2 separate regions of the Mus musculus genome follow, and region 2 is linked to region 1. A link is a contact called in ENCODE POLR2A ChIA-PET data. All regions are on one chromosome and are shown on one strand. The core of a region is the stretch at or near the end of the contact, and the rest is flanking DNA. Distances in the headings are between cores, read along the strand shown.

Evidence for each region. ChIA-PET counts read pairs that join two places held with the same protein, here RNA polymerase II (POLR2A).
Region 2: POLR2A ChIA-PET joins it to region 1 with 16 read pairs in Patski. The contact joins the enhancer-like site here to the promoter of Cpsf4l in region 1. POLR2A ChIA-PET finds 5 or more read pairs at or near these places in 4 of 5 experiments (Patski and embryonic stem cell).

The regions. Positions count from the first base shown.
Region 1 is chr11:113,706,956-113,713,500 of GRCm38, forward strand. It overlaps Cpsf4l (cleavage and polyadenylation specific factor 4-like), which reads right to left and starts at 2,571. Exons shown (of 8, transcript NM_026682.2): 1 at 2,432-2,571; 2 at 1,849-1,899. The coding sequence starts at 2,534.
Region 2 is chr11:113,775,143-113,781,687 of GRCm38, forward strand. Sdk2 (sidekick cell adhesion molecule 2) reads right to left here. Exons shown (of 45, transcript NM_172800.3): 45 at 5,030-6,001. The coding sequence ends at 5,648. Among named protein-coding and RNA genes, the nearest start is that of Gm39468, 7.8 kb to the right of the region's middle. Within about 2 kb of position 2,414, at least 1 of the 3 ENCODE cell types and tissues checked has a DNase peak (open chromatin) inside an H3K27ac peak, as active enhancers do.

The DNA of each region.
Region 1 (6,545 bases), core at 1,321-3,820:
CACATAGTGGCTCACAACCATATGTAATGGGATCTGATGCCTTCTTCTGATGTGTCTGAAGACAGCTACAGTGTACTCATATAAATAAATCTATGAATTAAAAAAAAATCTTGGGCTGGTGAGATGGCTCAGCAGGTAAGAGCACCGGACTGCTCTTCCAAAGGTCCGGAGTTCAAATCCCAGCAACTACATGGTGGCTCACAACCATCCGTAACGAGATCTGACTCCCTCTTCTGGAGTGTCTGAAGACAGCTACAGTGTACTTACATATAATAAATAATAAATCTTTAAAAAAAAATCTTATGAGCCGGGCGTGGTGGCGCACGCCTTTAGTCCCAGCACTCGGGAGGCAGAGGCAGGTGGATTTCTGAGTTCGAGGCCAGCCTGGTCTACAGAGTGAGTTCCAGGACAGCCAGGGTTACACAGAGAAACCCTGTCTCAAAAAACCAAAAAAAAAAAAAAAAAAAAAAAAAAAAAAATTCTTATGTGTTTGTGTGTTTGTGTGTGTGTGTGTGTATGTATGTATGTATGTACGTGCTTGCGTGCCGAAGCCCTCAGAGGTCAGAAGTGCCATCAGATCTATAACTGCAGACAGTTGTGAGCTGCCAGGTGGGTGCTGGGAACTGAACCAGGGTCCTCTGCAAGAGAAGCAGATGCCTGTAACTGCTGAGTCGTCTCTCTCAGTCTTTGAAACAGGGTCTCGAGTAGCCCAGGCTGGTCTCAAATTCACTATGTTTCCAAGAATGAGCTTGGAATTCTGACCTTTCTGCCTCCAACTTCGAAGTGCGGAGACTACGGGCCTGCATCGCCAGCCGGAGATCATGAGCTTGCTGCAGGCTAGGCAAGTGATCTACCCACGCACTGCAGGCCTCCTTGGCGTGAGTTCACGACTTCAAATATTAAGGACAACACAGGCATGACATGGGTGACTCTAACAGTGGCCACACACTAGAAACATTACATTTGACCACCTCGGTATCTTTATTCAGCAGACACTGCCACTGGAAGGGAGGGCTATGTCTAAGCAAGGCTTGTTTCCATGCGTGACAAGGACATCCTCTTTGAATGCCCCCTGGCCTGCCTGCATGACTCTGTCTGTCTGTCTGTCTCTCTGTCTCACACACACACACACACACACACACACACTCCTGGCTGGCCATTCCTTGGGCTCTGGCTTTCCTCAGTAGCAGCTTTCTCTTTGAGCTGTGGCTCACTCACTCTGTAATGGACCTCGAAGGTTCTGGTTTCCCGGGGCCTGGATGGCCAGTGAGCTCCTCTTCTTCTCATGCAATCATCCCGAAAGGGCTCCAGGTCCTCTCTGCCCCACCCCCAGCCTCCTGACTTATAGGAACCGAATATTAAGGCTCTCCACGGCAGGCCCCTTAAGACTCTCTTCACCTGAGTCCATAGCCGGGCTTCAGGGTGAATTAGAAACACTACTGTTAGGGGTTAGGTATGTAGACCACTGTATGTTGCTATTGGAGGAACCTCAAAGTGACCTCCAATCCAGAAAAGAAGACCAGTAGCCAGGGTGGGGTTCAAATCAGAGACTTCTGTCATAAACTAGCTAAGGTATGTCGTCGCACAGGTGAGCAGCCTTGAGCAGATAATAATATGACCGTAGTTAGGAATTGAGAGTGTGAGCCTTGTGTGGTGACCCTCAGCATAATAAAACACAACTTCTGTGGTACCAACTACACATGGCTGGCTACCTTCTTGCTCATGACAGAGGCTGGATCCTATCTAGTCCAGGAGCCAAGCTCACACTACGTCCTAGTCCCCAGCTGAACCCAGCATGGTCCCCACAGCCGTTCCTGTCCCGGCCCAGCCCAGGCCTGACTCACTCACCTTTCACACAGAGCCCTTTAGCGAAGAAGTTGCACACAGCTGAACTGGACTCTGGAGGAGAAAGAAACCGGAGGAGAAGGTGGCGTTCCCAGAGCTGGAGCCTTGCGGCAAGTCCCACCTAAGCCTCCGGGCTTGGAGCTGCGTGGGCCCCGACTACTCTCTCTGGCTGGGCTTTGGAGTTTTGTTGTTTACCTGTTCCTTTGCCCGTCTGTTTATGCAACTGTCTCGCCCTGTAGTTCAGGTTGGACAGAACCGCCACAATCCTCCCGCCTGCCTCTCAGCCCCTTGGCGGCCCCAGTCCACCATCAAAACCAGTTCTCATTTGTCTCCGTCTGTGGAGGCTGAGTCAACGGGGTACCCTCTTCCGAAACCCTTCCCCCACCGCCCAGAACCAGTCTCTAAATTCCACTTAAACTCAGCCCACCTCTGAGGCAGGAGGTGGAAGGTTTCGGGGGCACCCAGGGAGCTCTGGCAGCTCGGAAGTCTGCCTTTCTATCCCGGGCAGTGAATACCCAGAAGCTGTGTGGGAGAGACGCACAGCACCTCCAGGACCTGAGCAGGGGACACAGGCATCGCCACTCACTGTCCATGCCCTGGAAAGGCAGTAGCCCAGTGCCCTTCTGCGATTCCACATCCAGCTCAAAGGCGAACGTGAACCCTTGCAGCCCGGCAATGACCTCCTCCATCTTCCGTCTCCCGCCGGAAAAGCAGAAAGAGCCAAGATGCCAGAACCCCCGCAGGTGGCTCCTATATAGCCCATCCGCACCTAATCCTAATTAACGGGGCCAGGCCCTATCTGATGCTGGCCCCTCTTTCTCACCCTCTCAGGTCACCTCTTCCTTCAAGGGGCCAGGTGACTGCACGTGACTTTCTGGCTGAGTGTACCCCCAGAGGCTCCTCGGCTGCCTCAGCCCTCCCACCCACCCATGCAGGTGCAGGCCTTCCAGGGCCCCACACCCCCACACTGTTCACACAACCCCCATCCTCAGCTGGGGAAGGGATTGGCAAAGACTCACACCTGCTTATCTCTGCCGATCACAGAACAGAGCCGTTGCCAAACCAGTGTCCCATTGTATGTGTGGGGATATAACTACCCATTGATGCGAACCTACTGCATACAGCGATGCCCAGGTGTTGGGTGGAGTGGGATGGGGGTAGTCAGAGGGTGTGTGGGACAGAGGAAAGGTTCCTCCACTAGGTCCCAGCCACTCTCCCTCCCACCAGGCCCTCTGAGCCTCTTTTCTAGACGGAATGACAAACCCCAAGCGTGCTCTTCCTGGAAGGGGGGTGGGGGGGGACAAAAGGAATGCAGGCCAGAAGCATCGGAAACAGTTCCATGAAGGGCCCTTTGTTTACCCCGCAGGCAATCACAATGGTAAGCTCCGAAGGAGGTGGAACCGACCCAAGGCTGGGGGTGACCTCCCAGCGAGGAATCCACTGGGCCACCCCAGAGCCTCCCTTACCCGGAGAAAATGCTTTGTAAATGAAATATCCATGCAAATGTTGTTTTATTATTATTAGGCCAACCCTGCCCTGAAGGGCTGAGGACCTCAGAATCGGCTTTCTTAGGAGCATTTTTAAAGCTCTAATTAAACCAGGCTATTTCCTTCCCCCTCCTGGGTCCTGAAGTGGCCTGGCCTCTCCAGGAGCCACTGTTACCAGGACATGTGGGCTTTTTAGGCCCTAGGAACTAGAACTAGAGACATCTCCTCCCCGGGACCCAGCGGGGAGAGGTAAGCTTGGCGCTGCAGGCCTGTGGCTGAGCCGACAGGATCCAGCCTGCCAGCTTTGTTTCCTGCGGCTGTTATGCCTAGATCTGTTGTTCTTTTGAACTCCAGATCTGAAAAGACAGCAGCTGGAGAGATAGATCCGCGCTGGGAATGGCCTTGGAGCTGGGTGGGGCTGGAGTAAGAGTAGCCTGGGATCACCCTGTACCCGGGACTGTAGGCAGAATGGCTGTCTAGGGCTGGAGATCAAGGGTCCCTGGGGAAGAGGCTCTTGCATCTCTTGACCCTATCCTTAGGTATTGATTAGGTCCTTGGTCTGTCACCTTGGGATTATTTGAGAGTCCCATGGGTCTGCTAGAGAAGGCAGAGGGGGCAACCAAGGTGCGGAAAGCTCAAGGGCACACTGCAGAGCCACGTCCTGGAGGTCACTGCCATGGGTGGGGGCTTGGGGGGCTGGAGGGACACTCAGGCTATGGGGCAGAAACAACACTGGACAGAATACGGGTTGGATGGAGGGATGAGGGCAAGGAAAGGTGGCAGAGAGTATGTTAGGAGAAAAATCTGGTGATGATGGGGGGGGGGGGGGCTTTGTCCAGAAGAGGGGCCTGACCAAGACTCAAGCAAAAACAAGCATTCAGAGAAGAAAGGGTGCAGTGGGCAGTAGGCTGGGAGGTGGAGGAGGGGAGGAGTCCTAGGCCACTTCAGAGGTTTGGATTGTTTTGTTTTGTTGTTTTGTTTTTGAGACAAGGCCTTTCTCTACTTAGCCCTGACCAACCCCAACTCACTAGGTAAATTGGCCTGTCTCCGCTGGGCTAAAAGGCATGAGCTGGGCTGGAGAGATGACTCAAGAGGTTAAGAGCACTGGCTGCTCTTCCAAGAGGTCCTGAGTTCAATTCCCAGCAACCACATGGTGGCTCACAACCATCTGCAGTGGGGTCTGATGCCCTCTTCTGGTGTGTCTGAAGAAAGAAATGGAGTACTCAAATACATAAAATGAATAAATAAATCATTACCCCCCCCCAAAAAAAGTATGAGCTACCAGGCCTGGTGTGTGTGTGTGTGTGTGTGTGTGTGTGTGTGTGTGTAAGGGGTGTGTGCTAATCATAAGGGTGATCACCCTGCAAGTCTTCCCTGGAGGATGGGCTGAGAGGAGGCAATGGATATGATATGCAAATAGTAGTCAGACTGTGATGGCTCACACCTTAATCCCAGCACTCATTTGGGAGACAGAGGCAGGTGGATCTCTGAGTTTGTTCGAGGCCAGCCTGGTCTACAGCAGAGCAAGTTCCAGAACAGCCAGAGCTAAACGGAGGAACCCTAAAACCAGTCAGAGCCCTGGGGACGTGGTCTGAGGTCCTTTCAGAAACAACCCTGGTACAGAACAGCTCGCGCTCCCGCCCCTTGGCTCCTCGTGGTTAGTGTGGCATATGAAAGCTAAACTGCCCCCTACTCAGTCCAGTGCCCTTACGGTGGGTTTGGCCTTATTTGGAATTAAAGACTTTCCAGATGTCAGTAAGTCAGGAGTTCCAAGATATGATCGCCCTGGAATTAGGACCATTAGTGGATGTCCTTGTGAGTGGAGAAGAGGACCCAGGCATGGTGGTACACACCTGGGTTGAGAGCATCCTGGCTGCAAGAAAGTCCGTCTTAAAATGCAAAAGGTGGAAAGAGATTCGAGACACAGAGATCCTGTAGAGAAGGCCACTGGAAGCCAAGAGGTAGAGAGAGGGTGGAGCCATCCAGCTAACTGCAGCAAGAAGACCTGACATCTTTGGCCTTAAGAACTTTAGAAATTAGGGAGCTGAGGCAGGAGGATTGCCATGATTGTGTGGCTAATCAAGTGTGGTGATTTGAATGAGGATGGCCTCCACATGCACATACAGTTGGATATCTGAGCTCCTTCCATAGTTTGCTGGAACTGTTTGAGAAGATAAGGTATGACCTTGCTGGAGGAGTTGTGTCATTGGGCTTTGAGGTTTCAAAAGCCTGTACCATTTCCTTTGCCAGTCAGCAGCTAGTGTGCTCTATTCTCTCTCTCTCTCTCTCTCACATACACACAAACACACACACACCAGATATAAACTCTCAGCTACTCCATCACTACCATGCTCCCCGTCATGAACTCTAGCCCTCTGGAACTGTGAACCCCCAAATGAAATGCTTTCTTTTATAAGTTGCCTTTGTCATGGTATCTATTCACGGCAATAGAAAAGTTACTAAGATCTAGGTTACATAGTGAGTTACAGGCCAACTTTGACTATAGCATGAGACACTGTCCTAAAAAAAAAAAACCAAATAAGACTGGGGGCTAGAGAGATGGCTCAGAGGTTAAGAGCACTGGTTGTTCTTCCAGAGGTCCTGAGTTCAATTCCCACATGGTGGCTCACAACCATCAATAATGGAATCCAACATCCTCTTCTGGTGAGTCTTAAGACAATGACAGTGTACTTACATACAATGTAAGTCATTACATACTATGTAAGTACACTGTATCTACATTAAACAAATAAATAAATCTTAAAAAAAAAAAAAAAACAGGGCTGGGTGCTGGGTTTAATCCCCAATATCACGTGAACTGCGTGTGGTGCCCATGCTTGTAAGAGTACAAGTAGCATAGTAAGAGTAAAAGTAGGGCCGGGCGTGGTGGTGCACACCTTTAATCTCAGCACTCAGGAGGCAGAGGCAGGCGGATTTCTGAGTTCGAGGCCAGCCTGGTCTACAGAGTGAGTTCCAGGACAGCCACGGCTACACAGAGAAACCCTGTCTCGAAAAAACAAACAAACAAACAAACAAAAAGCAGTAAAAGTTCAGAAGTTCAAGATCATTTTTGGCTATACAGACACTTTGAATCCCAGGCCAGCCTGGGGTACCTGAGACCCAAGTCATGAGGCACCACTGGGGACTCAGGTTGGCATCCTCCAGTTTTATTCTCTCTTACTGATGACAAATGTCCCCATGTGACCAAGGGAA
Region 2 (6,545 bases), core at 1,164-3,663, 68 kb after region 1:
GCTAATCTTGAAATCATGGAGACCTGACTATCTCTGTCTCCAATGTGCTGGTAAATGTATTTTGATCAGTCTAACAGTCTATAATCCAAGCATTTGGGATGCTGAGGCAGGAACATTGTTGTGATTTCCAGGGCAGTCTGGGAAGTAAGACTCTGGAGGGAAAAGGTTAAAAAGTAAATAAAATGCCCACCCAAAAGTCCTACAGCAAACACTAAAAACAGCCTTGGTTGCACCTAGGTGCTAGATTTGTAATGGTCAAAACCTAGCAAGGAGCTGTCTTACCAGATCTGTGAGTGTGTGTACCTCCAGAGTCAAACTGGTTCCTTAGGACGAATCCTGGCTCTGCCCCCATCTGCTTCTGGAGAGCAAGCCTCTTAAAAGGCTCTCTGTGCCTATCCCCTTCCTTGGCTGTTACACTCGGGCTTTGTCAGGTTCTGCATATCAAGTGACCGTCTGACCCCTTAGAGTGTGGTATCAATGTGTCACTTCTTAATGTTGTCATTATTATACATGTTTATTTTAAATTTTATTTATTAGTGTTTGTTGTGTGTGTGCGTGCATTTGTGTGTGAGTGTGTGTGTGTGTGCATGTGTGTGTGTGTGTGTGTGTGTGCATGTGTGAGTGTGTGTATGTGTGTGTGTACATGGGCAACTGTGGAGGCCAGAAAAGGGAATTGGATCCCCTAGAACTGGAGTTACAGGCAGTTGTGGGCAGCCCTATGATGTAGGTGCTGGGAACTGAACTGGGGTGCTCTAAACCACTGAGGCCCCTGTCCCACTCCCATGCTACCATCAGTTAATTGACCATTAACAGTTGCATCAGACATCTGAGGGGCTCTGATCTCCCAAACTTAAAATAACTCATTCTTTCTTTTTCTTCTTTTGCTGCTAAGGATTGAACTCAGAGCCTCTGCATGTTGGGCTGAAGTTCTACCTTGGAGCTCTGCTCAGCCTCAAGCAGGACTTTTTCGGTCCTCTCTTTCCCCCATTGATGGTCCAGCTGGTTGGCTGCACACACGCACACACACACACACGCACACACACACACACACACACACACACATATGGTGGTACCTTCACTATGTGCCACTCTAAAAGTATAGATACCACGTGCTGATGAACTAAGAGGGCAGATGAGCCCAGCTCCGGACTAGCTCTGCACAGTCCCCACAAGGCTAGAGATAGAAACACATGTTTGAGGAATTTGCACCAAGGAAAAGAATGACTGCCGCTTCAGAACTCCAAAAAAAAAGTTTATTTATAAAATACTGACAGTTTGACAGGACATAGGACTTCTGGCGGTATATATTTCAAATCAATTTCTTTCTTACCTTTCATTTAAAAAATAAACTTGCTAACAAGCTATATGACATATAGATATATTTATTTTTCTTACAGATAGACACCTGCCATAATGAATACTCTCCCTATAATTTTTCATTATAGCTTTTAAATCAAAAAAATAAAGATTTGTACCGAGTTTTGTTTTGGGAGTCTATATGGGTGGAGGAAGGAACACACTTAAATGCTTTGGATTTGTCTTTTTATGGAAACAGAAAGGTGGGGGTTGTCCCAAGGGGGTGGGGCACCTGTGCTCGAGGTGTTGGTTAGGGTGGGTGTCCCTGTATGGGACCACAGAGGCACTCAGGAGCTGGTGGTGGCTGTCTGTGGGTCCCCTCTTTCCCCCAGTGATGGTCCAGCTGGCTGGCTGCACGAATATGGTGGCACCTTCACTGTGTGCCTCTCGAGAAGGCGAGGGGAACCCCTGCCTGGGGCAGTCTAATGTGAGGTTCTGGCACCTTTAGAAATGCTGTCCAGGGCGGTCATGGACAGCAATGACAGAAGGCCTCTAAAAGCAAGGGCTGGCAAGGCAGCCTAGCTGTGTCCTTGTTCCCTCTGATTCACGGGCAGTGTCAGGTTTGTGGTGGAGAGGGGAAAGGAGAGGCAACAGCGCGGGGGTTGTAAACTCCCTGTTGCTCTCCGGAGGAAGATGCTCCTGGAACCCAGAGCAGCTATTTGGTTAGTCTTGGCAATCTGGGAGCAGAGCCTGCAAGAATGCAGGAGGCAGGCGCTGCCAGGAGAGGAGAGAGCCGTCCCAGCGTGCTAAGTGTGGGCTCCTGAATACAGGGCAGATTTCCTCAGGGCACAGAGAGGCAACAGCAAGAGGGCTAGGCGTGTCCTTCTGTGACCTTGTTCCCCATAGTCACAAGACAACAGCCCTGGCCTCACAGGCTCAGGAAAATGAAAGCTTCCCCTTACCCAGGGTCGGTGCCCGCCTGCCATACCCTTAGAATATGGTGGGGTGTCTAGGTGGAGTTCTTGGGATGCTCCAGTGCCCAGCAGAAATGTAAACATAGGCCAAAAGATCTCATTGAACAACCTAGAGTTCCGCAGCTGGACACCTACTGGGTGTCCAGCTGTGGCTGTGGCTGTGTAGCTAATAATTCCCCCCCACACCCCTGGCAGGCAGTGCCTAAACAGAGGCTCTCACCCTAGGCTCATCTCCGAGTTGTAGCTTGTAATGTGCTCAGCTGCTTGGGTAATAGGTCTCACCAAATACCCCAAGTGCAAGTGACCCAGGCTGTCCGTGCCTCCTGAGGATGAGAGACAGCCAAGGGGCCGTCAGAGGGCATTGCCAAGAGCCCCTATGTTAGCACACATAGATGTATGCTCTGTGCATATCTTTATATGCTTATATGCAAGCCCAAGTGGGTCTGTGCCCAAGGATGCCAGCACGGGTTCCAATGAACACATGGAGGACCTCAGTGCACAAGGTGATTTGTTAAAGGCAAAGGAAAATTGGCCTCCTGTGCAACACCACACACACACACACACACACACACACACACACACAAATGATTTTTTTAAAAACACATTCCCACTTCCTCTTTAAAGCTCCCTCACTGGGCTGGGCTGGGCTGGGCTGGGCTGGGCTGGGCTGGGCTGGGCTGGGCTGATAATTCCCTAATGTAAACTCACAACATCCTTAAATGGTTAAAGCCTCCGAAGACAGAGGAAAAAAGAAAAAAAAAAAGATGGGAGTTGTTTTAAAAAGACACAAGGGACAGACGGACAGTGAGCGTGGCAGTGTGAACTCAGGCAGCCCCTGCCTCTGCGGATGTGCGGCTTTGGCGATGTCAGATGCTGCGGGGGCTGGGGTCCAGCTGACTGACAAAGGTCAAGGTAGCCCTGGGAAACCTGTGTCCCTGGAGGGGCAAGGTCTCTGCCAATTTGTAGTCCTTTGGGGACAAGGCTGTGCTTCCTGGCTTAAGAGCCTTCGCATCTGCCTAAGAGAAGTCACTGTGAAAAGCAAACTGTTCACTCCCAGCAGATGGGTCACCTGCCTGCTGAGCTGGCTTCCCACATCTCTCTTACAATATCCCAGGGGTCAGGTGTGTAGGGAGGAGAGACCACATTAATACTCAAGTATGTTTTTTTTTTTTTTCTGAGACAGGATTTCTCTGTATAGCTCTGGCTGTCCTGGAACTCACTTTGTAGACTAGGCTGGCCTCAAACTCAGAAATCCACCTGCCTCTGCCTCCCAATTGCTGGGATTAAAGGTGTGCGCCACCATGCCCGGCTCAAGTATGTTCTTAACTCGGGCTTTGACCCTGGCTTCTCTGCACAGTGAGAATTAGCAGGGACTAGAGACTGCTGAGAATGGCTTCAGGTTCTCCACTAGGGCCTCTCAACAAGGCCAACAGTAACTGCTCTGCCGACTCCCAGCAACTCTGACCCTTTATTGAATTGGACATGCCCCAGTGAAGCCTATGAAGGAGGCAGCCAAGCATTTCCAGCAGTAGGGCGAGCTTTAGGCTGATTACTGTCCCCAAGGGCCTAAGTCAACCCAGGACATCAGAAAACCACCTCCCCAAATCCTGGAGTTGGAAGGCCTGGAAGGCCAAAGCTGATGAGAAGCTCAGGTCCCCCATGGTTATTTACAGAACTTTCCTGGGAGGAACAGCTTTCCTTCCATCAGCTATTCTTGTCCCTTGATGCTATCTGACCCGCCTCTCCTGGCTGGGCTGACCACGCATCTCAATTGCTGTGTGCAGTTTGGACAAGGCTTCCCAGCTGGCCCTTCTTTGGTCCTTCCCAGCCCTGCCTTCACTGAACCCCGCCTGGGAGCTGTTAGGGGGAGTTGAAGTGACCTTTTGTGGGGAAGTGGACCGTGAAAGGTAGCGTGGTCCTCGGTTGAACTAAGGCTAGAAGCCCCAGAGACCGGCTGCCCCACTCCTCAGACTGCACTTCTTCTCCCCCTCCCCGCTAGGGGTGTCCCGGGACTTCCCTGCATCCCAGCACCCGCCCTGCGATGATGGCGTGGGATGAGTGCAGTCTCCCTGCGTTCTGCTTCCCCAAGCGGTCATGCCCTGTGGTAGAGCAGACACGGGACCCACAACCTTATGACCTTTGATTCTTTATAAAGCCTCAGGACCAGGGACTGGACCGCCCCTCTGGGCCCCTGTATGTTGTGGTAGAGACAGAGGGCGGGGCTACACAGGTCTTAAAGTGAGAAAGTTGTTGGGCAAGAAGAGTTCCAGGATATCCTCTTAAGAGGAGCCCCTGGACCCCTTTTCCTCCGAGTTCATGGGGCAGCTGCATGGGCTAGCAGGAAGGTGTACATTCATAGGAAAGTGATAATCTGAACATACATACAACCTTCCTCCTGCGAGGCTGGGTGCGCTGAGTTTCCTATCCTAGGCACCGCCCCCAACCCTTTGTTTCCTTTCTCTTAGTGTTGGGCTGGTGGGTCAGAAGGAACAGTCAAGGCTTTATTCTTGCGTCTCTGACTTCCTGCAGGACATCTCCCTGAAGCATCCCTTAGCGTGGAGCCAGCACCTTGGGTCTCCACTCCCCAGATGTTACCTTTCCTTATCAGCATTCTGGGAGGTGAATCTAAGCAACAGGAGGCTCAGTTATGTGGCTGTGGAGGGATTCTTTCTCTCCCAACCCTTAGGCCCTCTTCTTTGAACTTATAATTAAAAAAAAAAAAATTGTTTTGTAGGAACAAGGAAGTTGCTAAGTGGATTGATTCTTACCATTTGATTTTTCTTTTTTCTTCCAAAATAAGCCAAATGCTTGGTGAAGAAGTTGTACGAGGGCCATGAGCCCTTGGGGGATGCCGAGGCAGGGAAGGGGGGTGACAAGGCCACGAAGAGCCAGAGACAGCAGGCAGGCTTCGCCTCTGAGCGCACCCATCCTTTTTGCAGAGGGGCAAAGATCGCAAGCCCAGAGATCTAGCACAAGTGTGAGGGGTGAAGCCATCTGCATCTCTAGAAGCTTTCAGATCCCTCAGCCCCACCTGCCTTATGGCTCACTCTCTCCAGGGCCCCAAGCCCCTCTGTCCTCGGCAGAAGTGAGACTATCTGGTCTCCAGCCCTCCACACTGCAAAGTGGACCCCAAGGATGTGAAGCCATTGCAGGTCACGTGTATCCAAGTCCGCCTGTGGGTTTCTTCTCCCTCCGCCCGTCCTCCAACCCGGCTTTGCTGGCCCTGGAATCTCTGGAAAAATAAACTTGGGAGGTGAAACGTTGAGTCGATGTCTTGGTGGGGTTTTCTTGTGTGTTTTCTGGCAGGCGTTTTGGGAGGCGGCAAAGGAAGATTTTGGTGTCTCTTTTTTCTCCCCATTCTTTCTCCTCTTTTGATGTCAAACGAAGGATGAGAACCCAGCTATGGGTGCCCGAGAGCCAGGGGCGAGGCTGCTGGGGGGACGGTAGAGGGTGCTCTGCTGACTCTGGGGATTCGGGGGGTTTTGGGGCGTTGGAGTCCGGCTGGCCTTGGGCCGGAAGAGGCTGCCTTGCTGGGTGCTGTTGCTGTTGGGGACAGTGACGTGGTCAGGTTCGCCGGAATCACTCTCTGTGTAGCTGTAGGCCTGGGCCCGAGAGATGCCTTTCTGTTGGCGCCGCCAAGAGTTGTAATATGTGGGGTCACTGATGTAATGGTTGACAAAGGAGTGGGCTTTCTGGGTGTTCGTGTCCACTTCGTACTCGCTGTCACTTCCCTAGGAGGAGAGAATCGGGGTGTTAGTGAGGTCAGGACTCAAAGGCACAGAACATTCTGGCTCCATTCTCTGCTCTGCCTCTTTCAAGTGAGAGTATTGATCTCAACACTGTCTGTTAGCATTTTGTCTAAGCTCCGCCCCACAGTTACCTGGCAACGGCCAGGTGTGCCTGACTCACTATAAAAGGGGCTGCTCGCCCCCTCTGCTCTCTCTTGCTCTTGCTTTCTTGCTCCAGCTCCTTCCTCTTGCCCCTTCCCCCTCTCTCCCATTCCCTCCCCCCACCCCCATTCCACATGCTCATGGCCGGCCTCTACCCCAACCCCCCTCTCCCTTTCTCTGTCTCTACTAACCTCTCAACTCCCCTCCCCACACCCTGAATAAATATTATTCTATTCTATACTATAGCATCGTCATAGGTCTGGCCTGGTGGTGCACGCCTTTAATCCCAGTACTTGGGAGGCAGAGGCAGGCACATTTCTGAGTTTGAGGCCAGCCTGGTCTACAGAGCGAGTTCTAGGACAGCCAGGGCTATGCAGAGAAACCC